Regions from separate parts of the Homo sapiens genome. Here regions 2 and 3 are each linked to region 1. A link is a loop called in an ENCODE intact Hi-C map of the cell type or tissue named here. Cell type or tissue: GM12878. All regions are shown on one strand. Region 1 has its middle 79 kb from the start of MYO3B. Region 2 overlaps MYO3B (myosin IIIB). Region 3 has its middle 23 kb from the start of MYO3B.

Region 1 (8,000 bases):
TACTAATTCTATACAATGTCTTTCAGAAAACATCTCATTTTATGAGGCCAGCACTACCCTGATACTAAAACTTGACAAAGACAATACAAGGAAACTATAGACCAATATCCTTCATCAACATAGACGCAAAATTCCTCAATGAAATGTTAGTTAATTGAATGCATTATAAATAAATAATAATAGTACACTAACATCAACTAGGATTTATCCTAGGAATATAAGACTGATTTCAATAATAAATGCACTATTCACAATAGCAAAGACATGGAATCAACACAAATGCTCATCAATGATAGACTGGATAAAGAAAATGTGGTACATATACACCATGAAATACTATGCAGCCATAAAAAGGAATGAGATCATGTTCTTTGTGGGGACATAGATGGAGCCAGAAGCCATTATCCTCAGGAACAGAAAACCAAACACCACATATTCTCAGTTATAAGTGGGAGCTGAACAATGAGAACACATGGACACAGGGAGGGGAACAACACACACTGTGGCCTGTCAGGGGCTGGGGGGAGGGAGAGCATCAGGATAAATAGCTAATGCACGTGAGGCTTAATACCTAGGTGATGGGTTGATAGGTGCAGCAAACAACGATGGCAAACGTTTACCTATGTAACAAACCTGCATGTACTGCGTGTGTATCCTGGAACTTAAAATGTAAAACAACAAAAAAGCAATCCTTTTATAACTTCCATGGGGAGGGGGAGAAGTCAATAAATGTAATCTACCCTATACATGGTGTAAAGATTGTACCAATTGTCACAAAAAAAGAATTTGACAAATTCAACATCTCTTCATAACTGAAACTAGCAGCAAACTAAAAAATAGAAGTAAACTTCCTTAACCTGTGAAAGGACAACTAAAAAAAAAATACGGCTAACATTATACTTAGTGGTTAAAGACTGGGTAATTTTTTCTGAAGATTAGGACCAAGGGAAGGATCTGCTGTTATCTCTCTTATCCCTGACTGCATATCCTAATCAGTGCAATAAGGCAAGAAAAAGTAATAAAAGTCATACAAATTAGAAAGGAAAAAAAACTGTTTCTATTCACAGATGACATAATTATCCACATGGAAGATCCTAAAAAAGCTACCACAAAAAAAAAAAGAAAAAACATCTCCTAGAACTGATAAGTGAGTTTGATAAGGTCACAACATATCAGGCCAACACACAAAAATCACTGGATTTTTAAATACTAGCAATAAACCGTTGGAAATGAAGATTTTTTTTAAGAAAACACTATTTATAAAATGAAATCTCAAATATAGGTCTAATATTCAACTTTAGATTTTTTAAAATTTCTATAGTACTAAGGCATTTAAAAATTCTAAACAAAAGTTCAAAACCAGGCAAAGCTAAGCTATGGTGTTGGAAGACAGTAATTGCGCCTGGAAAGGAAAAAGGATGTAGCATCTGGGTGAGGTCATGGAGGGCCTCTGGCATCTCTGCTGTGTTCTATATACACAGGAGATGGGTGAGAGAATATTCTCTGCAGTGTTTTTTGTTATTCAGCACAGAAGGAAAAGACATATTTTTTTTTTGAGTAGTAGATACATGCTGAGGAAACTCTGCGGCTGTCAGATGTGCACATGGTAACAGAGATAATTGTTCAAAAACATGACGCTGGGTGAAAAAAGAAAAAGGAATAAGATCTATAGCCCAAGCCATATGGCCCAAGATCTATAGCCCAAGACTTGGTGATGATATGTTTACTTTGTGATAACTCACTAAAGTAAACAATTAGGAATTATGTACTTTTCTGAAAATTTGTTCCACACCAAAAAATTTAATAATAATAAACATAAAAAGAAAATAGAGTGCTATTATGTCTTGAAACATTTGTAAACTGCATTTTGAAATTGCAGTTTGCATTTGGCATTAACCAGTTGAACACTAGCAGAATGACCTGAAACATGTGTTGATTTAACTGTATCTAATTAACAGTCATTTACAAATATCTTTAGATCTCTATAAGTCTTCTTGTTTTATAAAATTTGCATCAGCTTCACCCATATTTTACTCACCACTGTTACCTATCACTGACAGTAACTATTGACACTATGACTACACTAGTGGTCCTTAAAAACATGGAGTATACTTTTATTTAGGGAGTGCTGGTCTTAGGGTGAGAGAGCTAGGATAATCATCCCCTATTTGCACAAGGTATGTCTATGGTTTGGTTTTGTTCTTTTCCCCAGTGTCCCCAGTTCTTCTCTTCCTGTCCTCCTCTTGCCCCCAAACATAAGTTCCTAGAGAATGTTCCTGAAACTATGCTTGGATGTCGATTGTATTCTTTAAACTTATATAGAGTTTTTTTAATGTGTATACATTTTAGTATACATAAATGGCTTGGGCTATAGATCTTATTCCTTTTTCTTTTTTCACCCAGCGTCATGTTTTTGAACAATTATCTCTGTTACCATGTGCGCATCTGACAGCCGCAGAGTTTCCTCAGCATGTATCTACCACTCAAAAAAAAATATGTCTCTTCCTTTTGTGCTGAATAACAAAAAACACTGCGGAGAATATTCTCTCACCCATCTCCTGTGTAAAAAAAAGTATCTCTGGAATATATATCTAGGATTGGGATAGCTGGGTCATAAAGTATTCATATTTATCTTTGCCAAGTACTGCCAGCAAGGAAATCCTAATGCTTTCTAGAATAGTATGTCATTATGCTTTTAGCCTGTATTTCCCTGTTAGTGAGGATGAGCATTTCTTTCATCCACATAATAATAATACAGATTTCTGGTTATGTGAATTATTTATATTATTTTCTCATTTTGCTACCAGGTTTCCAGGTACTTTTAACTAATTTAAATAAGTCACCCCAAAAGGACAAACTAATAAACAATTGATAAATTTGATACCAAAACTAAACATTTCTCCCCCAGGAACAACACTATAGGCAAAATTCAAATAAAACAGATAACCCGGTGAGGAAGATATTTGCAGTAACCAACATCAGGTAGGGGAGGAGGTCCTGTTCTACCTTATTTAATCTTCCCAGTGACCCCAGAAATCAGTGCCATTATAATCCTCATTTTCTAGACAAGAAAACTGAGACCAGAGAGGCTAAATCACTTACCTAAGATCAAAGACCTACTTTGAAGATGGACAACAGATTTACTCGCAGATTTATCTGATCTAAAAGTCTATGCCCATATACACCTACTATGTACCCACAAAAATTTTCTTAAATGAGAATAAAGTTGTATGATTAAAAAAAAGTCTATGCTCATAACAATTGCCTCCATTTCCTTCTAGCAGATTGAGAACATCCATCCTCCACTTCCCACCTTCTATTGTATCTTTTGTTTCCTTTCCCCTTCATCAAAGTCTGTATTTCTCAATAATATCAATGTCTCTAATGCTGGGACATTTATAGTTTTTACTCTGCTAGCCATCTGTGGTTCATACTGTAATTGTATCATTACTTAGTTTTTTATTTTACAGGTAAATTAATGTTTCACCAACTATAATATCACCTCCTTGAGTACCCGGACTTTTGACTTCTTTGTATTGCTGGAAACAACCGACATAGGGCCTTAAACATGAGGCCCTCAATAAATACACATTGCTTTAAAACAAATAAATACATAAAACACTTCTATATCCCTCTATCCCACTTCCTGCCATCAATTTCCACAGAAAACAGAAATGCTTGATAGTTCTTTTAGGTACACTGCCTGTTTGCATTTGATCTTTGTCGTATTCATGGCTAATTTAAACAGTTACAGCTGAAAGATCTGAAAGAGTTAGCGCCATGTTGGGTCAGACCATTCACTGATTGAATCATCTGAGGCAGTTATTTCTGTTACTGTTGTAGTTTTCTTATTGGTGAAATGTAGAAGATTGTATGCCTTGGAGGTTTTTTGGACGGAATAACATAAGAACATAGAACTTAAGTAAATACAGTCTATGGGCGAGTAAATAAAAATAAAAGTTCACCTGGTTTTCTTTTTTTTTTTTGTTGAGACGGAGTTTCGCTCTTGTTACCCAGGCTGGGGTGCAGTGGCACGATCTCTGCTAACTGCAACCTCTGCCTCCCGGGTTCAAGTGATTCTCCTGCCTCAGCCTCCCATTACAGACATGCACCATCACGCCCGGCTAATATTGTATTTCTAGTAGAGATGGGGTTTCTCCATGTTGGTCAGGCTGGTCTCGAACTCCCAACCTCAGGTGATCCAACTGCCTGGGACTCCCAAAGTTCTGGGATTACAGGCGTGAACCACCTCGCCAAGCCCATCTGGTCATTGTTCAGTCCCCTGACTAATGAATCTCTGACCTATAAATCTTTATGTGTGGCCATATGTAGGTACATTTTTTTCCTACTGTATATCTATCTTTCTTTCCAAATGATGACATAAGTATAGCGGTGGGGGCCAGAGTAGTATTAGAATTGGAAGTAAGCCAGTGAAATCTAGAAACAAGCAGAACTGAAACCAAGAAAAATAAACCTTCAAGGCTGATGGTTAAACACAATTAGAGGATATTGAGAAAGGCCTCAAATATGCTGTCAACGAGCAGGTCAAAAACAAAGAGAGATGGAATGGACAGAACTACCTGTCTTTTTTTTTCTTTTTTAGCTTTTTATTTTGAAATAATTATAGATTTGCAGAAGTTTGCAAACAAAGACAGTACAGAGAGGTCCCAATATCCTTCACCCAATGTTTACATCATACATAATCATAGTACAATATAAAAACTAGGAAACTGATATGGGTAGTGTGAACAGTTCTATGTCATTTTATCACATGGGGTTCTGTGTAACCATTCATTACTGCAGTCAAACAAGATTCTTTCAGTCGCCACAAAGATCTCCCTCTTGCTACCATTTATAGTACAGAGTTTGCTTTTAAGGAGGATAACAGTAAGTAGAGGGCAAGTTCAAAGCCCAGTCTAGGAGCACATACAGAGAGTAGTGGGTGTGGGGAAAGTCAGTGGAGGAAGGTTGTTCCTGAACTGTCTCTAAACCAGACTCTCCAGTGTGTCAGGAACTTTGGGGATCTCTCACTGTTATATATTATAATTATATATTATTATATATAATACATATAATTATATATTATATGTTATCATAGAAAATTACAGAGAAAGTAATTTCTTTGAAGCAACTGTTCCTTTAAATAACTAAGAACATTAAGGAGAAATTGCTTGACTATAATACCCATTCCAGGCAAGCAACCAATCTGTGTAGATCTGGGTCTCCAAGATGATGGGATCATCTCTACATAATCATCTACCGTAGATCTCTCCTTTGGAAAAACTAAAGTGAGGGGCACTGATCTGAAGTATTGTAAAGGTCACTGAAAGACTCATAAACTTAAAAAACCCAAATGTCATATAAGAAAAGAGAAGCCTAGAGGTAAATTTACATAATTATGATTCTCTTAAAGTATCCATATAATATAACTAGTTTGGATAACTTAGAAAATTTAACGGCAAATGGCTGGCAAAAGAACTATAATCTATTTTTTAAAGGAAACTAGCTAGAGTATATGGGCCAATATTAACAATGAAATAAAATCAAAAGAAAATATTTGACCTCAGACAGGAATTCTCAAATATTTTAGGCCAAAAACCTTTCATTTTATTTCATCTAAATTTTCTTATTAACCTTTGGTACTTGCTTATATATATTTTACTTACAATTGTTATATTCCTTTGAGACAAAATATTTTACTTAACTTTGACCTTTGCTTCTTTATATCTAACTAAAGCCTGTAATCCCTGGAGTTTTTATTTTAATGATTAGTTTTCCTTAGAACACTTTAAGAGAAGAAATACAAAGTGATTTAATATACATTTTAAAAATCATATTTATTAAAAATTTGTTGCAGAGAAAAACATTTATTTTAGTAAAAAAGTTTAATTACATAGAAAACAAAATGTGAATATATAATAAGGGAAAAGGGATTAGATAATAACAATAAACACTTCCAATTGGAAAATTAGAAAATTAGTCTGGGTGTGGTAGCTTACACCTGTAATCCCAGCACTTTGGGAGGCCAAGGTGGGCTGATCACTTGAGGCCAGGAGTTTGAGACCAGCCTGGCCAACTTGGTGAAATCCTGTCTCTACTAAAAATACAAAAATTGGCTGGGTGTGATGGTATGCACGTGTAATCCCAGCTACTCGGGAGGCTGAGGCAGGAGAATCACTTGAACCTGGGAGGTGGAGGTTGCAGTGAGCTGAGATTGTGCCACTGCACTCCAGCCTGTGTAACAGAGCAAGAGCAAGACTGTCTCAAAAAAAAAGAAAGAAAGAAAGAAAGAAAATTAAACACAGCAGTCACTGATTCATAGCAATTTTGAAATGTGGCTGGGAAGATACTCTGAAGTCCCTCTAGAGGTGGGTATGTAATATTTCTCGATTAGGTCCAGATTCTGCTCCTTGGGAAGAGCTCCTTTGTCCATTGTTCTTAGTAGCTTGTGGCTCCAGGCTCTGGGAATATATTCCCTTCCCATTATACTCTTGGTCTGCATCTGGAGTGGGCATTTGAGAATATGCCTCCTTGAGAGTTGTGCAGTTCTCTCAGCTTCTTTCCCATATATGGCTGGTAGTACAAAGTCATTTCAAGTCCCAAAGAGTCACAGACTTTTAATATCTACATTTATGGTTTAACAACACAACCCTCCTAAAAACATACACTTTTTATATATTGGAGTCCAATCAGTTCCATGTTTCAAAAGCTACATCAACAGCTCCTTTCTAGACATTCTCCTTAGATTTGCTCTATTCATTGCTTTCTAGTTTCCATGACTCTCTTTCAACTTATTTTCAGATAAATTGAATTTATCAGGACTTCAGTGAGACAGTCACACTTTTAGTCTCTTTTCCTTAAACCATTTTGTCTAATTGAAAGGATGTACTGCTACGCACCCTTAGTTGGACCTTGATTCTGAGACAAACACTTTCACAGAAGCTTTTCAGAGGTTTTAACTATGGTGTCAAGACCATAATCTCATTTAATCTTTGCCACAAGGCTGAGTTTAATCTTTGTTGCTCAAAGCTCTCTCAGGTTTATCTGTTAGTGGTTATGGTTAAGAGCAGTTGTGTTTTCCAACTCTTAAATCCCCCAAATTTCTAGACTATATTATTTTTTATTTCTGCTACCAAATGGCCATTTACATATATATGAGTTTATCTCTTCCACGTAATACCCTGTGTAATGCAAACACTGCCAGGCAACACATTCTGTTTTCCAGTTCTTTCCCTTATAGTCACAAATTCATTCGGTGTGTTATTATCTTATAATTTACTGCACACAACAGCTCAACAAATACTTTGCTCCTGGATAACATGGATCTCCCTTTCATCCTTCATTATCACCTACCATCAACTTTTAAATCATTAATACATATATTAATAACTTTTTGCTACAAAAGCATCCTGTTCCTCCTAGCAATTTCTATCAATATGCATAATCCAAGTTACGTTTCAACAACTCCAAGAATCTCATCACGTTAAAACACTGGGTTTACTTTTGCTCATGTTTATTTTGCTCATCCAGCCAGATTGGCTTGTTCTCAAACTGAGACCTAGGCTGACAACTGGAACATCGCAAATTGTCATTACAGTGGGAAAAAGAACAGAATGATCACTCACTGGCTTTGAAAAATTCCGCAGGTAGCACATATCACTTCCAGTCACATGACATTAGCCAAAGCAAGTTATGTGGCTATACACAATTTCAAGGGGTAGGGAATTATAATCCTAGCATGGACCCGAAAAGGAACTAGAAATATTTGGTGGGCGACATTAATGACCATGACATCCTCCAGTATCTTTATTGTTTTGCTTTTTGTACTTAGGGCTACCATCTAACTGGAACAGATTTTTGTATGGTGTGATGAGATCCAATATAGATTGTATCATGTATTGAAAAGCTCATCCTCTTTCCACTGCTGTGCAGTACTTCCCTTGTTATAAATCAGTGTTCATATATGCACAGCTCTCTTTCTGGGCTCTTGACTCTTTTCC
Region 2 (8,000 bases), 120 kb before region 1:
ATAATAATAATAATGGGAGAAGGAGGAGTAAAAACATAGTCTAGATCATCTGGATGACTATTTGTCACACAGTGTTCATATTATGTTTACTATTAAGTTGGCACCAAGCCAACACAGATGTAACAGTTGGAGATCAAAAGAGGTGCTGTTTGAACAAACAGATTATGCTAGCTGAAATGGAATAAAGTAGTAGGAGAACTGAGTAGCCGCATGGTACGTGGTTGTAGGTGTGCCAGACTGAAAATAACCCATACTATTGTGTCCTGAAACATAAGCACACTGCAAAGGACAATGGAGAGTCACAAAACAGTATCATTTGTCTCATAAAAGTAGAGCTGCTTACTTGAATGTTACTGGCATTGTATAATAGCTTTTTTTCATAATACATTTTTTTCCTTTTGGTTTTATACTTCTGCAAATAAAAATGACAAAGAGTTTATATCTAGTTTTATGTTTTGTAAAACCTATTTAAGAAATATTTAAGATTTAGGTAAACACTGGAAATTGCAGCATTTTTCTTTTTCTTTAAAATGGGCCTATCCATTACCCAGTATGAAAGAAAGAGCCATAGATGATGGGAGGCGGGGGAGGTCACTGAAGAAATTTAAGCAGAGATTAGTGTGAACCACTTACTTTGTTAGGAGACCACTTTGGCAGTCACACAGAGGAAATACCATCATGCAGAGATGGAAAGACATCTAAGGAGGTGACCATCTGAGTCCTTTTATTAAAAGAACCCATTTGTTTAATCCAGAAAGCTGCTCTCAGGCAAAGGTCAGCATACTGTGGAATTAAATGACCTGAAAAACTAAACTGCACTGGTGTTTCAGAGCAAGACTCATCTAGCTGGAAGGTTCCCCAAACTTCTACATGCGTCATTTTCCAGAGAGTTCTGTGATGATGCCAAACCTAAATTAGGAATAAATCCCATGTTTCACTACAGAGAGCCGACAAAGTACACAAGATAAGTTGCTATGTATCTGGTAACAAAAAAACAACCAGGGCCACCGCATATAGTTCTGTAGGCCAGTTGGTGCTGAAATCTGGCTCTTCACAAAGCCATATACCTCTGGGGCTGCATGTATCCAGGGAAGTTGACTTTTTCTAATTTATACAAGGGCTGATGAATTTGCCAAGACATGGCCCTTGGAGGGGGCTGCATCTTCTGGAGGGACACTTTCTTCTAATTGCATGAAGGTGCCCTGTGGGATAGCTATAACTTAATCTTGCTTTTCTGAGGTTACATCTCACCAGCATCGCTGACCAAACTAGTACTCTTAAAGTTCAATGAGGATAATGGACTTTCTTCTCCCTAAAAATTCTGCAAAGCATATGACTTACCCATAAAAAGGCATAGTACCAAGGCATTCAACAAGTGCAAAGAAAGAACTAGGTATTTCCAGCTTACCTCAGGGGCCATCCAGAACGGGGTGCCAACAGATGTGTTTCTCCGCAGACGTGTACTGGTGAGTTGAGCTGAAACACCTATAAGGAAAGAGTATCAGAATTCAAAAGTGAGCAAAGTATGATGCTAGACCAGCAATCGGCAGACTTTTTCCACAAAGGCCAAATAAGTACTTTAGGCTTTGTGGGCCATATGGTCTCTGTCACAACTACTCAGTTCTGCTGCAATAGTACAAAAGCAGCCATAGTAAACACATAAATGAATGAATGTGGCTGCATTCCAATAAAACTTTATTTATAGATGCTGAAATTTGAATTTCATATAATTTTCACGTCACAGAATATTTTGGGTTTTTTTTTTCCAATCATTTAAAAATGTAAAAACCATTCCTAGCTCATAGGCCATATGAAAATAGGAGGTAGGTCATATTTGGCTCACTAGCTGTAGTTGCCAAACTACAACTCTGGAGCATTTATCACTCTATTTAAATCATTAGGATTTTTTTTTTTCCCTAATGGACATCCCTGTCTATATCACTGCAAAAATCAAAAGAAAAATATCAACAACTAGGATCAATCCAAAATATCATCCTATTATATTTCCAAATTATTTCACATGACTTCTTTCTTAATAAGGGGCTTCATTTTATGGAGAAAGAAGATCGGCTGCACTATCTGTAACAGAGCATCAGTGTAGACATAAAAAGATTTCAGTGCCTTATCTTGCCTAGAAGCCTGGAAACCTGGCAAGAAAGCTGTGTTTGTCAAATGGAAAAAGAAAATGACTAATAACATTATCTGGGGCTCAATGTTGGGGACCTGAATTCTAATGTAACTCCAATGTCCTTTAACCAACTGTCTTCTTCATATCACGAGAGCGTAAAGGTCCACAGGATTAAAAATCAATGTTTTCCATCCCAATTATGCTTTTTACTAATTATGTGATTGCTTCACCTTTGAGCCTCAGTTTTTTCATCTTTAAACTAGGGATAATCACAACAGTCACACCTAACACGGAGGGTTCTTCTTAAGACCAAATAGGAGAACAAATGTGAAAATGCTTTATAAATTGCAAAGCATTTTACACACATAAGGTATTCTTTTATACCACACAGAAGTCTCACATAGACCTTAAGAGAATGACAAGGGTTGCCACTAATGTCATTGATGACAAAAACTTAGAAACTGAACACTATGTGTTCTTAGCAAAGGACACACCTTTGAAACATGAGCATAGATTTGCCAAGGATCTGTGGGTTTATTGGGGGATGACTGCGGACATTCTCTTTATTAGAGAGCCAAGAAGCTCTTTAAAGTCTATTTGACCTAGATAATTTCCCATTTTACCAAGTCCTCCACCACAATTTTGGTAAAAACAACTATACCTTTCTGGTTTTAATTTCTAGACATTCCTTTTGCAGCCACTGAAAGTTCAGGAACCTTCTAATGGAAAGATTAGGAACATTTACTCTATGTCAAATCGCAAAGCTGCTGAGTGAATACATCAGTATCAATTCCCACCCCATCCTCATCCTTTCAGTCTGTTTCCCCTCACAACATATTTACAGTCCCCAGAATCACGTGCAAAAACAATTCAAATGTCATACACACAGCATATTATTGGAGTTATATCATTCCTTATAAAGAGGAGCATAAGACTTAAACAAAATGCTCCCTCTGCTATTTTTCTTTGCTTGTGTTTCAGTAAAAATAGACTAGTACGTCTAAACCAACCTCATTTATTTTTAAGTAATTTCTTCTGAGCAAGTGATAAACTGATACATGTTTACACTGAACTCTTTCTTAGCAATAAGACAATAAATATTCTTTTAAAAAAACACGTTTAAAGTGTTTCACTAAATGTTTTCTCATTATTTGTAACAATGACTCTGAAGTACTATTGCTGAACTCATTTAGAAGACTAAACCTTCAATAAACTTAAAAAAAAAACCAAATGGTTTGTTGTTTTGTGAATATCAACATATGATATTACAAGGGGATATTTAATAGTTCTCTGGCCTTAGGTGATATTGCCCTGCATTTCCTCTCACACTTCCATTTCCCGTTAATGTTTCCAGTTCAACCAGCCTCACATGTAGCAGCAGTAAACACAATTTAAAAGGATGTTAGCTCCCAGGCCCAGAGGACTATTTTACCTTCTGCTCCCTGGGAATAAGTATGCCTAAGGCTAGTGAAAGTCATTTGAAAGACCAAACTGCTTTCTCTTTTCATATGCAAAAGAAGAAATGACAAAATGTAAATTATAGACAATTGCCCTGAGATGTGAAATTCTTAGCAGAAAACCGAAAAGTTTTTCCATCAAGTTCTTCTTTTGAAACACTTTTATTTTCAATCTTTATAAAATTGCTTCTAAAGCTGAAACTAGATTAGCAAACAGCATCTCCTAGGGTGATCCATCTGGAGCCCCCACCCCCTCCAGCTTGTGTTTGACTGGAAAAGTCCCTCAGCCTATGGTGTAGCAGAGAAGCCCCAGTCTTCTGAGATTGCAATAAATTGTCCCCTTTGGCTAAACTGCACACGTCAAGAAAACAAACGACAAGCAGTCATTACCAAAGTCAACGAGCTTAACTCCTCCTTCTGTTGTCAGAAGAATGTTATTCCCCTTCACATCACGGTGGATGATTCGGTTGTTGTGCAAATGCTGAAGGCCCTGCATGGCATCCCACCACCACCAAACAACAGGAAAGAGAAAGGGGAAATTTACATGCTTATTTTAAAGCAATTACCCTACTATTGAAAAGTCTCATGAAAGTCTACATTTGGCTACACCTTCCTGCTGTTAGTAATCCTTGCATATCATAGGGCAGTTTCCCCATTGTTAATATGCAATAAGGACCCAAGCAATGAACAAACCATCCCATCTGCTGTCATACCCCATTTGATAGATGTTCTTACCAAGAGGGCCCCGTACAAGATGTATGAGATCATTGCTTCATCCAACCGCTGGCCACATCTGAGTAGACCTTTGACAAGCTCAGTGACTGAGCCCCCATTACACAGCTGCAAGAAGAGGTGCCAGACACAGGGAGAGCAGGAGACCACATGTGAAAAAGAAAAGAAAAAGAAATTAAGAAAAGCCGACTGATACTGATTCAATGTAGTAAATTTGCAGATTACAAAACTCCAGCTTGGAATACTCAGACTTCACATTTCCATTACCCAGTCTAATCTAATTCTTTGCGTATGTATTTTTTATTTGAGGTGATGATTTATGAGTGAAAGTGCATGTTCAAAATGCTAACTTTTTAATTGCCAAATATAAAATAAAAATAAAATATAAAGCACAATTAGAAATTTTTTACAAAGAATATTTTTGGAAAGAAAAAGCATATAAATAATAATGGCAACTTATTGGATATTTTTCACTTTATATGAATATTGTCTATGTTTTTAATGTGCATTTTGAGGATAAGGAAAAACCGGGAGAGGCAAGATGGATGCCCTTGATACCTGAGAGAGAATAAATTTCAGTGATTTCTCCAGTGCTAGCACGTATCAGAAGCCCAACCAGCAGTTCTTCCTAGAACTGCCATTGCAGATAAAGTTTATGGAGTGAAGTTGCATCATAAGTGCATTTATTAACTTTTTAATGTTCAATTTTAGGCTCTCAGCAACTTTATGCTCTTCTCTCTTTTTTGTCTGTAATTAAAAACACTAATTTTATTTTGCATATTTGTTCTTTGTCATATATTGTATCTTAACTGAAGTTTGAGCACATAAAGCAGTTATACTGAGAGAAGAGAGACAGACCCTCTCATATTGTTTTATATTGTTTTATACTCAGAAAAGAAAAGCAAAACAAAAGGCAGGTAGCCCGGTGCCTAGGAACCAGACCCGAAACCAGGCCTGGGCCTGCCTGACCTAAGCCTGGTAGTTAAAGATTGACCCCTGACCTAACCGGATATGTTATCTATAGATTCCAGATATTGTATAGAAAAGACACTGTGAAACTTCCCGGTCTGTTCTGTTTCACTCTGACCACCGGTGCATGCAGCCCCTGTCACGTACCCCCTGCTTGGTCAATCGATCACGACTCTCTCACGCGGACCCCCTTAGAGTTGTGAGCCCTTAAAAGGGACAGGAATTGCTCACTCAGAGAGCTCGGCTCTTGAGACAGGAGTCTTGCCCGATGCTCCCGGCGGAATAAACCACTTCCTTCTTTAACTCGGTGTCTGAGGAGTTTTGTCTGCGGCTTGTCCTGCTACAATACTTTTTCATCAACTTAAGGATTTCCAAAGATGACTCTTACTAATTGCAGAAGTCAACGTGCAGGTTTGGGTTTGCTACAAGCCATCCTAAGTCAAAGGTTCTTAACTGTTTTGAGCAGAGCATGGAAATACCCTGAAATTGTAGGCAGCATGCTGTATATGCATCTTGCAGTTTACTGGGGAGAAAATGCAGAGCTTTCACCAGATTCTAAAAGCTACTGAGATAGCCAAACGCCTAGGCAGATAAAAAGGGGGTCCCCAGAGAATCTCTGACCTGCCCCGCAAGTGTTTACATCAGATGCTTTGTGCAGATTAGGCAACAATTGTGCCCTAGGCTTGTATGGGCATCCCCACAGCAGACTGGAGCCAGACACGAGCACTGGGGGAAATGGGTGGAGCCACGGGGAATTCACGCCTTATGCAGGGAAGTAGCCTGCTCTCTTTAGCTCGTGTGGTGACCTGGGAATCAATCGGTGAGGTAGAGGGCCTGTTAGCAGGACTCCATCTCACTTTGCTGAGTTCTTTCTTTTTTTTCCTTTTCTCCCAATAAATTCCGCTCCTCACCCTTTTATGTGTCTACCAATCTAATCTTTCCTGGTCAAGTGACAAAAACCCCGTTTTGGTGGAACTAAGGAGAAAGTTCTGCAACATTTTTGGCATCCAGGCGTAGGGCTTAAGGAAAGGTGAGTGACATGCAAACCAAAAAGTCTTTTTCCTTTGGCTTCTAAGCCTTTTTGTCCTCCGACTTCTTCTGAGGGTAGAGAAATTATGCCCCCCCATATTAAAATGTCATTCCTGGAGGTCAGGAATGTCGGCTGGACGGGCAAACTGGTGGCTCCCCAGCTCCCAAGTTTCTCTCCCTGTTGGAGAAACTCACTGGCATAAAAATAAGAGATTCTTCCCCCAGACTTTTTTTTTTTTTTTTTTGAGAGGGAGTTTCACTGTTTTTGCCCAGGCTGGAGTGCAGTGGCGCCATCTTGGCTCACCACAAACTCCGCCCCCTGGGTCCAAGCGATTCTCCTGCCTCAGCCTCCAGAGTAGCTGGGATTACAGGTATGCGCCACCACACCCAGCTAATTTTGTATTTTTAGTAGAGACAGGGTTTCTCCATGTTGGTCAGGCTGGTCTTGAACTCCCGACCTCAGGTGATCTGCCAGCCTCGGCCTCCCAAGGTGCTGGGATTACAGGCCTGAGCCACAGAACCCAGCTGGCTTTTTTTTTTTTTTTTAAGAAAACATTTTACCAGGCCAGGACCCCAACTATCAGGGTTTATATTTTCTGTAAAGTTTTAATTATGAAAAAGGATTTGTGAGGTTGGTCTTAAGCTGTAGCCAATCTGGTGTGCTTTGCATGACTTCCTGTATGGCCAACAGCAAACTTTGCTGCAGGCCTCCATCTTGTTTTGTGTGCTTGGGATTGTGACCTGTAACCATGTGGCAATGCTTTTTGTTTTTCATTTCACAATGATGCCTAGGTTCAATCCTGGCTTAGGAAATGAGTACTTTCCAGTTAATATCTGTGTGACTTCTGCCATTTGCTGATTCTCTTCCCCACCATGAACAACGCTTAGCCTTTTTCTTACATCTTCCTTTCACTGGGTTACCTCTAAAGGTTCTAAATTTTGTAAGAATTGCTTACCCTTATCCCCTTCGAAAATACCGCATACGCTCACAGTGAAATAATAACCTTAAGTGAGGCTTGTTGGTTTCACCTGCGAGGTTAACGTTAGTAAAGTTTGAAAGCCAGAAATACTAGCTGCTTGGCATGGCTAAAATCGGGTAATAAGGGAGTTAAAAGGATTTTCTTAGAGAGTGCTCAGTTTAATTAAAAGTGGATGTCCAAGTTATGGTTTATTTAAAAGGCCTTTATGCTTTTTCCTCTTTGGGTATCTTGCTTTGCTGGAAAAAGGCTTTTCCTCAGTTGACTAAATTATTTTTCTCCATTTGGCTTGCCACTCTCAGTGCATGCATGGCAGGCCCTAAGATAACTCCTGGGGCCATGGGACTCCTTGGGAAAAACAGACAAGGCACCACTCCGTTTTGGGAAGAAACCTGTTTTTCTCATGGAACCCCAGGAATTAAAAGTGGATAGATCCCTCTCAAACTCTGATTTTGCCTCCCAGTCATGCCTGTTTATTAGGCCTTAAAAGCTGCATGTTTTCCTAGCCCTGTCTCTTAAAGGGCCCCACCCAGAGGCCAATAATCCAAATAGGAGATGGGCAAATGAAAATCTTATGGCTGCTGGTTTTCTTCTGCCTGTCTGTGTAGTTACATATGTGTTGTGTGTGTGATGTCTATAAAAAAGCTCTAATTAATTGGTCTAATGGAAGACAAGTGCTTGGATCAAATTTTTTTTAAAGGGAAGATT
Region 3 (8,000 bases), 56 kb before region 1:
AATGTCTTTAAGCCACTGGAGGTGTGGAACCCAGAGCCTGGACATGAGTTCATGGCTAGACAATTTGGATTTGGGGATGGAGAGAAGGCAGAGCTTGAAATAATCAGGAAAACAGCAATGTGACTGCCACTGTGCTGGGCTCTTCGCATGCTTTATTTTATATAATTCTCACAACAACCCAACAAGGCCATTTAAAGATGAGAAAACTGGCTTAGGAAGGATGAGTAAGAGGCAGCTTTTCCAGCCTGGGTCTGCCTAACTCTGAAGGCCTCAATCCTCACAGCTCATTGCCTCCCCAGCTGGTGTTATGAGAGGTGAGATCACCAAGAGATCGCCAGAGACTATCAGGGTTGGGGAAGATGGATGGAGACTGAATGGGAAAAGAGACCGAGAGGGATTATGGGAGTTTCTTTCCCTCCCCAGCCTCTCGTAGTCATGGATGCCGTCTGCAAACTGTGGGTATAAGCTGGCAAACAGTGGTTTTTTTTTTAAAACACCCAAATGTCAAAAGAGGAGTTTGGCAAAGTGGCTTTGTGCATATCATCTACACCACATGGGGAATCTCCAGTCAACTCCAGATGAGGAGCTGTCTCACCTCCACCACCCAGGAAAAGCCCAGACCTGTGCCCCAGACAGCCACCTGGGGTCTGCTTTCTCTCTCTCCTGCCAATCCTATTTCCAAGGGTGGACCGGATCCCTGGTGGTCCTCTCTTTAAAGGACTTGACTCAACACAGCATTGTTCTGCACCTAAAATCTGCATCCCACCCTCCCAGAGATGTGCTCCCAGCCTGCCCCCTTCAATACGAACACAGGCCTAGAATTGGAGTAGAATTTTCCAATCCCTCTTGGTCTGGGTGTTCTGACCTGCTGGTCATTGAGCTTTTCCTGAGAAGGAGCCACCACTTCTTGTCCCAGGGTTTCCTTGCCTCCTGCAGCCCAGTAAGCCTCCATGCTTATATTCCCTGCCTATCTTGCAGGCTATTTTAATTCCTTCTGGAAAATATTTCTGATGGAGTGGTTAGTGGAGATCCTAGCCAAGGAAGGCAGAGTTTCAAAGAAAGAGTGGTCGATAGTATTAAAGTCTACAAGACAACCGAGGACCGTGAAAAGGCCATTTGAGTTAAGCTGGTAAAGGCTAATGGTGGCTTTCAAATATGCAAAGGAGGCAGAAGCCACATTGTAAGGGTTACAGAGGATCTGTAAACCACTTTCCCCTCAAAACTTGTCAACAACAAGAAGCGAAAAATAAGATGATGGAGAATGGGCCCCAAGTGAAAGTTTTCCTTAAGTTATTAAAAATCCAGGGGTTATTTTCCAGCAGAGGATAAAGAAACAGAATATAGAACCAAAGTCTAAGGTGTAACAAAATTTCCCCCTTGTTGTTGAAATATTTATATCTATTTGTCATCATGGATTAACTTTATTTTCCAAAAGTTTTAATGAGCAAGTAAAGTATATATGAATATAGGTATCTTTTCACTTGACTTTTGAAAATGATGCCCATAAAAGTTAATGTATGCAAATCATTTAAAAATTATAAGCCTTGTATGACTCTCTGACCTCCTTTGATTAAATTCGACTGGCATAAAAACAAGTAATTGAAGTATTAAGAATCAATTAACAGTGAGCTGGCTGATTGTCATTACACCTTTAATTAGCAGTATTGGTTTCAGTATCACAGTGCTATGGTTAGCAGCTATAAATGAATGGATTGAGCAGCCACCAGCTGACATTTTGAGAACCTTGATACATCATCACTTTTTCCTGCTACTAATTAAGATTTATATCTTCCACTGTATTAATACTGCAAAGGCCTTTGTGATGGAGGCAGGATTTTTCCACTGCCTTTGTTTCTGTGGGTCTCATCGATTACAGTGTACATTGCCTGGGATCACAGACTTGTAAACACCATCCCAGTGACTCAGTTCAAACAGGGTCTTCTGCTGATTCATTCAACAAACACTTACTAAAGAACGACCACATGCAAATCACTGTGCTAAATGTTAGGGCAAAGGAGGAGGAAGAGAGGAATCCAATGATGAGGGAATATAGGTATTCCCTCTATATTTAAGAAGCTCATAGTTTCAGGAGGAGATACACATAGTACTTCACTGTGATACAGTAGGATGTGAATTATAATAGGATAGAAATAATGTGAATGGGAGCACAGAAGACAGAGAAGTTAGTTCCAACTTCCAACAAGTTACTTTTTTTGTTTATTGCCACAAAGATTCAAGGGCTCACTCTCAGTCCATACAACTGGGAAGGAGAATTTTATCAGGTCATTCCATGAGCAGTCCATGGACATTTATGAAAAAGGCGACTCACCCATCTCCAGGCCATGATTCCCACTCACTGCTGAGATGGGCACTGCCTGTCTACAGCTCAGGCTCGGCTTTCCATTCTCTTGTCAGAGGGTCAGTGCTTGTGCCTCTCAGGGCATAATTTCTCTCTTCTTCCCAAAGCAACTCAATGCCAACAGTTAGAATGAACTCAACGCTCATTTAATTATGTGGGTTCTCCTATGATTAGATAAACATGCATAAGAATGACTTTGAAAGCATTTTTATAAGCTCCTTTCCAGGCCATGCTCTAAGAGATTTTATTTAAACTGATACTCTAGGTTATTTTGATGCTAGAGGTCTCCAGACCACATTTTGAGAACCAGCACTCTAGCTTTACAGCTAAGGAAGCTGAAACCAGACAGGTAAATTATCCTAGTACCTAGTTAGTATATAATAACAGCAAACGTTTATATAGCACTTACAATGAGCTAGGTATGGTTCCAGACGTTTTACACATGCAGTAGGAATTCATTTAATCTTCACAACAACTCTATAAGGTAGATATGCTTATCATCTCGTTTTATAGATAAGGAAACTGATGCACAAAGAGGTGAACTAAGTTGCTCATGGTCAACAATAAGAAAATATCAGACTTGCCCCTTGAATCCAGACTGCCTGAATCAAGAGTCCACCATCACCACTATCTCAGAGGGGCAAATGTGGGTCTGAACCCAGGTCGTCGGATGTCCATAATGGGTGCTCTCTATCACACGTGCTGCTTTGAAGGCTGTGAGTCTCAAATAAAAAGCTGGAGTTCTGCTGTTGGCCACCGAGAGACCCAGTGATTTTTCTTTCCAGGAAGAGCTGGCTTGTTTCTGAGACTTTTCCGTACCACTTCTTTGCCTCTGCAAAATTCTGTACTTTTCTTTGCTTAGGGCATCTTGAGAACCAGAGCAGCTCAACTTCAGAACTATAGTTAAGCTAAGCTTTAACTGACACATTCTTTGAGCAATTAAACTGACGCATTCTGTTAGCAATTCCAGAGGAGGACAGGAATTTAAGTGTGTGCTGAAGATTAGAACGCCTGAAATTATACTTCCAACTTTGCCTCATTGTTAAACTTTTCTTTTTTTTTTCTGCTTGAACTGACTGAGAGACCCAACTTCTCATGGAAAAGCTTGGGAAAGTCAGAAGTTCCAGTCATTAAGAAGAAAGTGTGGAAAGTCTGGTTGACAGAAACAAGCTCAAAAGCAGAAGTGTCTGACTACAAATTCAAGTGCACTTGTCTGCATGAGAGAATAACCTTCATGAGACATTTCTCTTTATGACTCTGCTGTTTCGAATCTCTGGCTGGCTGTAACAATAATTAAGCAAAGTTTTTTATTTCTGAGTCCCTTCATTTAAAAAAAAAAAACAATGAAAAAAACTCTCCATGGTCCCTTTAGTGAGCTCTTCCTTGCTGCTTTGTTACTTGGTACTGATAGCTAAAGGTTCTTATTCCAGCTGGTTCTGCAGCTCTGACTCAACTGCCAACTTCCTGACTTTCAGAAATCTCATTTCCAGATCCCTGCTGTTTTTCTGCGTGATGCTGATTGCTGGCTCTGGTTCCCAGGAGGCGCCCAAGATCGGATTAACTGCCAGCTTCCTGATGCACAGCCTTGTTATCAGCGCCTATATCCTTGTTCAGCAAAGTGCCTCTCCACCAACTTAATGTTCTTTTCACCACCCCATTTCTGCACGATGTAGTCACAGTAAGACACAGAGTGTGCAGTCCCGATCCCAGTGCTACATAATAAAGATCCAGAGCTCACTTTTGTTGCACTCATGTTCTCGCCAACTGCTGGTCACTAGACTATCAGGAACAATAAGCGCAATTTTGGAAAGGGTGATGCCTTGGGATTTTATTGCTGCACTACACTAGGACAAGGAAAGCAATTGTACTGTGCAGTGTTGCCCAGCATTTGAGAACTCTTTGTTGTTTTTGCCACATTCAAGGCTTTTTGTAGGTATCCTTTATCAGGTTTAAGAATTACAGATTACAGGCATGAGCCACAGCTAGGCACAATGGCTCATGCCTGTAATCCCAGCACTTTGGGAGGCTGAGGCAGGAAACTTGCTTGAGCCCAGGAGTGCAAGACCTCCCTGGTCAACATGGCAAGGCCTCATCTCTATAAAAAATTTCTTAAAAAATTAGTTGCTGGGCATTGTGGCATACACCTATGGTTCCAGCTACTTGGGAGGTGGAGGTAAAAGGATTGGTTGAGCCCAGGAGGTCAAGACTGCAGTGAGCCATGTTTATGCCACTGCACTCTAGCCTGGGCAACAGAGCAAGACCCTGTCTCAAAAATAATTAAATAATAATAATTTCCCTTCTATTCCTAGTTCGCTGTTTTTTTTTCATGAGTGAATGTTGAATTTTTTAAATGCTTTCTCTGCATCAATTGATATAATCATGTGCTTTTTCTTTTGACTATTAATAGGGTGACTTGCATTGATTGATTTTCACAGACTGAACTATTTTTGCATTCTCAGGATAAACTCCACTTGGTTGTGGCGTAGTATTCTTTTTTTATATTGCTGGATTGTTGTGCTAATAATTTGTTGGGGGGTTTTGTGTCTATGGTCATGAGGATATTGACCTGCAGTTTCCTTGTCTTGTTACTGCCTTCGTCTAGTTTTGCTTTCAGTGTAATGCTAGCCTCATAAAATGAGTTGGGAAGTATTTCTTTCTCTTCTATTTCCTGAAAGAAATTGTTGAGGATTGATTTCTTTTTTAAATATTTGATAGACTTACTGAAACTCTAGTTTTTAAAGATTTTTTATTATGGATTCAATTACTTTTGATAATTATAAGATCATTCAGATTATCTATTTTGTCTTGGGTTAGTTTTGGTAACTTCTGGTTTTCTGAGGACCTAGTCTGTTTCATCTACATTGACAAATGTATGTGAATAAGAAACTTATGCTTCAGTCCTGCAGCCACAAGGAAATAAATTCTGCCAACAACCTGAGGAAGTTTGGAATCAGATTCTGCACTTCCCCCCACCATCATCCACCCCCAAGCTTCTGATGAGGCCACAGCTTCATCCAAGACCCTGAGGGTTAAAACTTGGTGAGGCCCTGAAGTAAAGTAACCAACTAAGCCATACCCAGGCTTCTGACCCCTGAGATAATAAATATGTGTTGTTTTAAGCCACTACTTGTAGTAATCTGTTACACAGCATTTAAGCCACTACCTGTAGTAATCTGTAGCATAGCATTTAAACCACTACTTACAGGAATCTGTTACATAGCATTTAAGCCTCTACCTGTAGTAATCTGTTACTTAGCATTTAAACCACTACTTGTAGTAATCTGTTACGCAGCATTTAAGCCACTATCTGTAGTAACCTGTTACATAGCATTTAAACCACTACTTGTAGTAATCGGTTACACAGCATAAAAAAAAAAAAAATTGACACAGTGCAATCTTTTCCTGTCCTCTACCTGTATAACTATGATTGAAGTGAAATTTCTTGTAGACAGCATATAGTTGGTGTGTTTAGACCATTTACATTTAATATAATTATTGATCAGTTTGGATTTAGTTCTACCATCTTATTTGTTTTGTTTGTTTCTAAGTTGGATCCTTTTTAAAAATCTATTTGACCATCTCTGCTTTTAATTAGTATTAACTGGAATTACTTTCCTTTTCCCTGCCTTCTTTTGGGTTAAGCATTTTTTTATTATTCTATTTAATGTATTTGTTTTCTTACTATATCCCTGTATAGTTTTTTTTCAGTGCTTGCTGTAGTGATTACAACTTAAGCAATATTCCACTTGAAGCAGAAAAACACAAGCACACTATGAAACATTAAGTATGCGCTAATATTATGAAAGGAAAAAAGATATAGCGGAATGAAATGGAATGACATGGAATGGAAGAAAAAGGAGCCTGTGGCCTATTGTTTCGACTCAATCCAGAAATGTCAAAGTATCAAATGCTCAAAAATAAATTTTCTCTTGTAGTACTAGACTGATAAATATTAAATTCTTTCCTAGACCATGTATCTCAAGTAATTAGACTGGTTTTATGTCATTTGGGCCAGATATGATATAATTGAGAAATCTTTTTTTTTTAATTTTTATTTTCCCTTCCTGTCTAGACTCCCACACCCTGCTTAGAGGTGGAGCCTGTGTTCTGTTTTAGGAAGTCACCCCAGTCCACTGCTGGGAATCCCAGCCAAGCCATCTTTCATGGTTGGTTAGGCACTGTGTCTAGCAGACTGTACACACCCACCACTGGAAGTCCCTCCAAGAGAAAGAGTCAGGTTAAGATGGCAGTTCAGACCCTCAGTCTGGTAGGTACATTGGGGCAAGCGTGAACCAGCCTTGCAGCTCCACAGGGCCCTAAAGCAGATACCAGTCCATTCCCCATCATTTCTGTTCCACCAGTAGACCTCTCTACTCATCCTCTCTTCTTCACCTTCTGAGTAAGGCAGAGTGGTAGCCATGAGTGCCAGGCTTCTCTTCCCTCCCTGCATTAACTGTGTTCAACATTGTCCCAAGGATTTCCCCCTCAGCCACTGGGCCCTTAGCACTGTCCTCAATGGTAAAGTGGATTTCTTCAGATTCCAACATGGAATTTCCCCACACGGTCACCAAAACAGCAGAGGGTGGTGAGAGGTGACTGAACAGAGAGGCGCCATATGTGCAGCCAGGGAGGTAACTGCACAGTCTTCCTCCTCAGCCAGACACAGGCAGCACCTAGAGAGTGCCATTCGGAATTGCTTCAAAGTCCTGTAATGAAGATGACCTTTATAAAGTCCGTTTAAGATACACCTTAAAGGCAGAAGAGAGCTCAGAGAAACATGAGCATGTTCTCTCACTGTTCTGTGAGATGATTCTGACAACTCTGAGCCTATATGCTTAGGAAGGTTGTGTTCCAGTTACTCTTATATTGTTTCCTCCTTCCCATTGACTTACATATAAGTGACAAAAGGAATGAATTAATTACCTAAGTAAAATGAAGAATGTTTAATTTTCTTCCCCCAGGCCTATAAAAGTCAAAGAGGACATGTGTACAGTTGTAGTACAACATTTACAGAATCCAAGGGACACAAACAATTACTTAGTACTGCAAAGATTAAACCTCAGATGGCAAGATGGGGTTGCATGATCCTTCACAGACAGTCCCATCTGCCTGTCAATGGTTAGGCCATACACCCGGACTGGTGTGCCTCCCTCTCTCCCTTCCTTCCTCCATAAATACTTAACAATTCACTCCATACCTGGCACTATGTTAGGTACTGGGATATTTGTGACTCTGTAAGCATTAGACAACACTAATTATCCATCTGAAGCTGTTCTTTCTTTGCATAGGAACATGCTTGTAGCATATGTGGTTAGACTGATTTCTCAGCCTCTGTTGCAGTTCCATGTGGCTATATATCAACATTCTCCTCCATGGAAAGTGAGAAGTAATGTGTGCCATTTATGCCAAAGCTTTCAAGAAGTAGCTATGAGGGGATGGCGAAGCCCCAAGAGGGCAAGGAAGTAGGTCCCTGAATGTCTTTTGTGGAAAAAAGCCAGTCACTGATCAGGAACACCTGCCTTAACTATTATACACATACATTTCTTTTTTTTTTTTTTTTTTTTTTAAGTGCAAGTAATTTATTTGGGAAGTGATCCCAGGAAGCATCAGGAGAGGAGCAGGGAAGCTGACAAGGGCATGC

Evidence for each region. A loop is a pair of places that touch in the nucleus more often than their neighbours do. Peaks named below come from ENCODE experiments on the same cell type or tissue, not always from the same donor. Only the 100,000 strongest peaks of a DNase experiment are listed, where the experiment ranks them.
Region 2: a loop joins it to region 1, with 2.1 times the contacts of the local background. A loop is called at or near these places in 3 of 110 quality-filtered maps.
Region 3: a loop joins it to region 1, with 1.9 times the contacts of the local background. A loop is called at or near these places in 3 of 110 quality-filtered maps.

The regions. Positions count from the first base shown.
Region 1 is chr2:170,095,564-170,103,563 of GRCh38, reverse strand. No RefSeq gene overlaps it. Among named protein-coding and RNA genes, the nearest start is that of MYO3B, 79 kb to the left of the region's middle. In GM12878, no CTCF peak of the experiment used is centred here; a DNase peak (open chromatin) is centred at 4,452.
Region 2 is chr2:170,210,804-170,218,803 of GRCh38, reverse strand. MYO3B (myosin IIIB) reads right to left here. Exons shown (of 35, transcript NM_138995.5): 4 at 4,321-4,425; 5 at 3,976-4,075; 6 at 1,409-1,485. Among named protein-coding and RNA genes, the nearest start is that of MYO3B, 37 kb to the right of the region's middle. RefSeq lists enhancers at 3,308-3,999, 4,000-4,691. In GM12878, no CTCF peak of the experiment used is centred here; DNase peaks (open chromatin) are centred at 4,043 and 5,823; H3K4me3 peaks cover 1,395 bases; H3K27ac peaks cover 2,630 bases.
Region 3 is chr2:170,151,151-170,159,150 of GRCh38, reverse strand. No RefSeq gene overlaps it. Among named protein-coding and RNA genes, the nearest start is that of MYO3B, 23 kb to the left of the region's middle. RefSeq lists a silencer at 3,578-3,627. In GM12878, no CTCF peak of the experiment used is centred here; no DNase peak of the experiment used is centred here.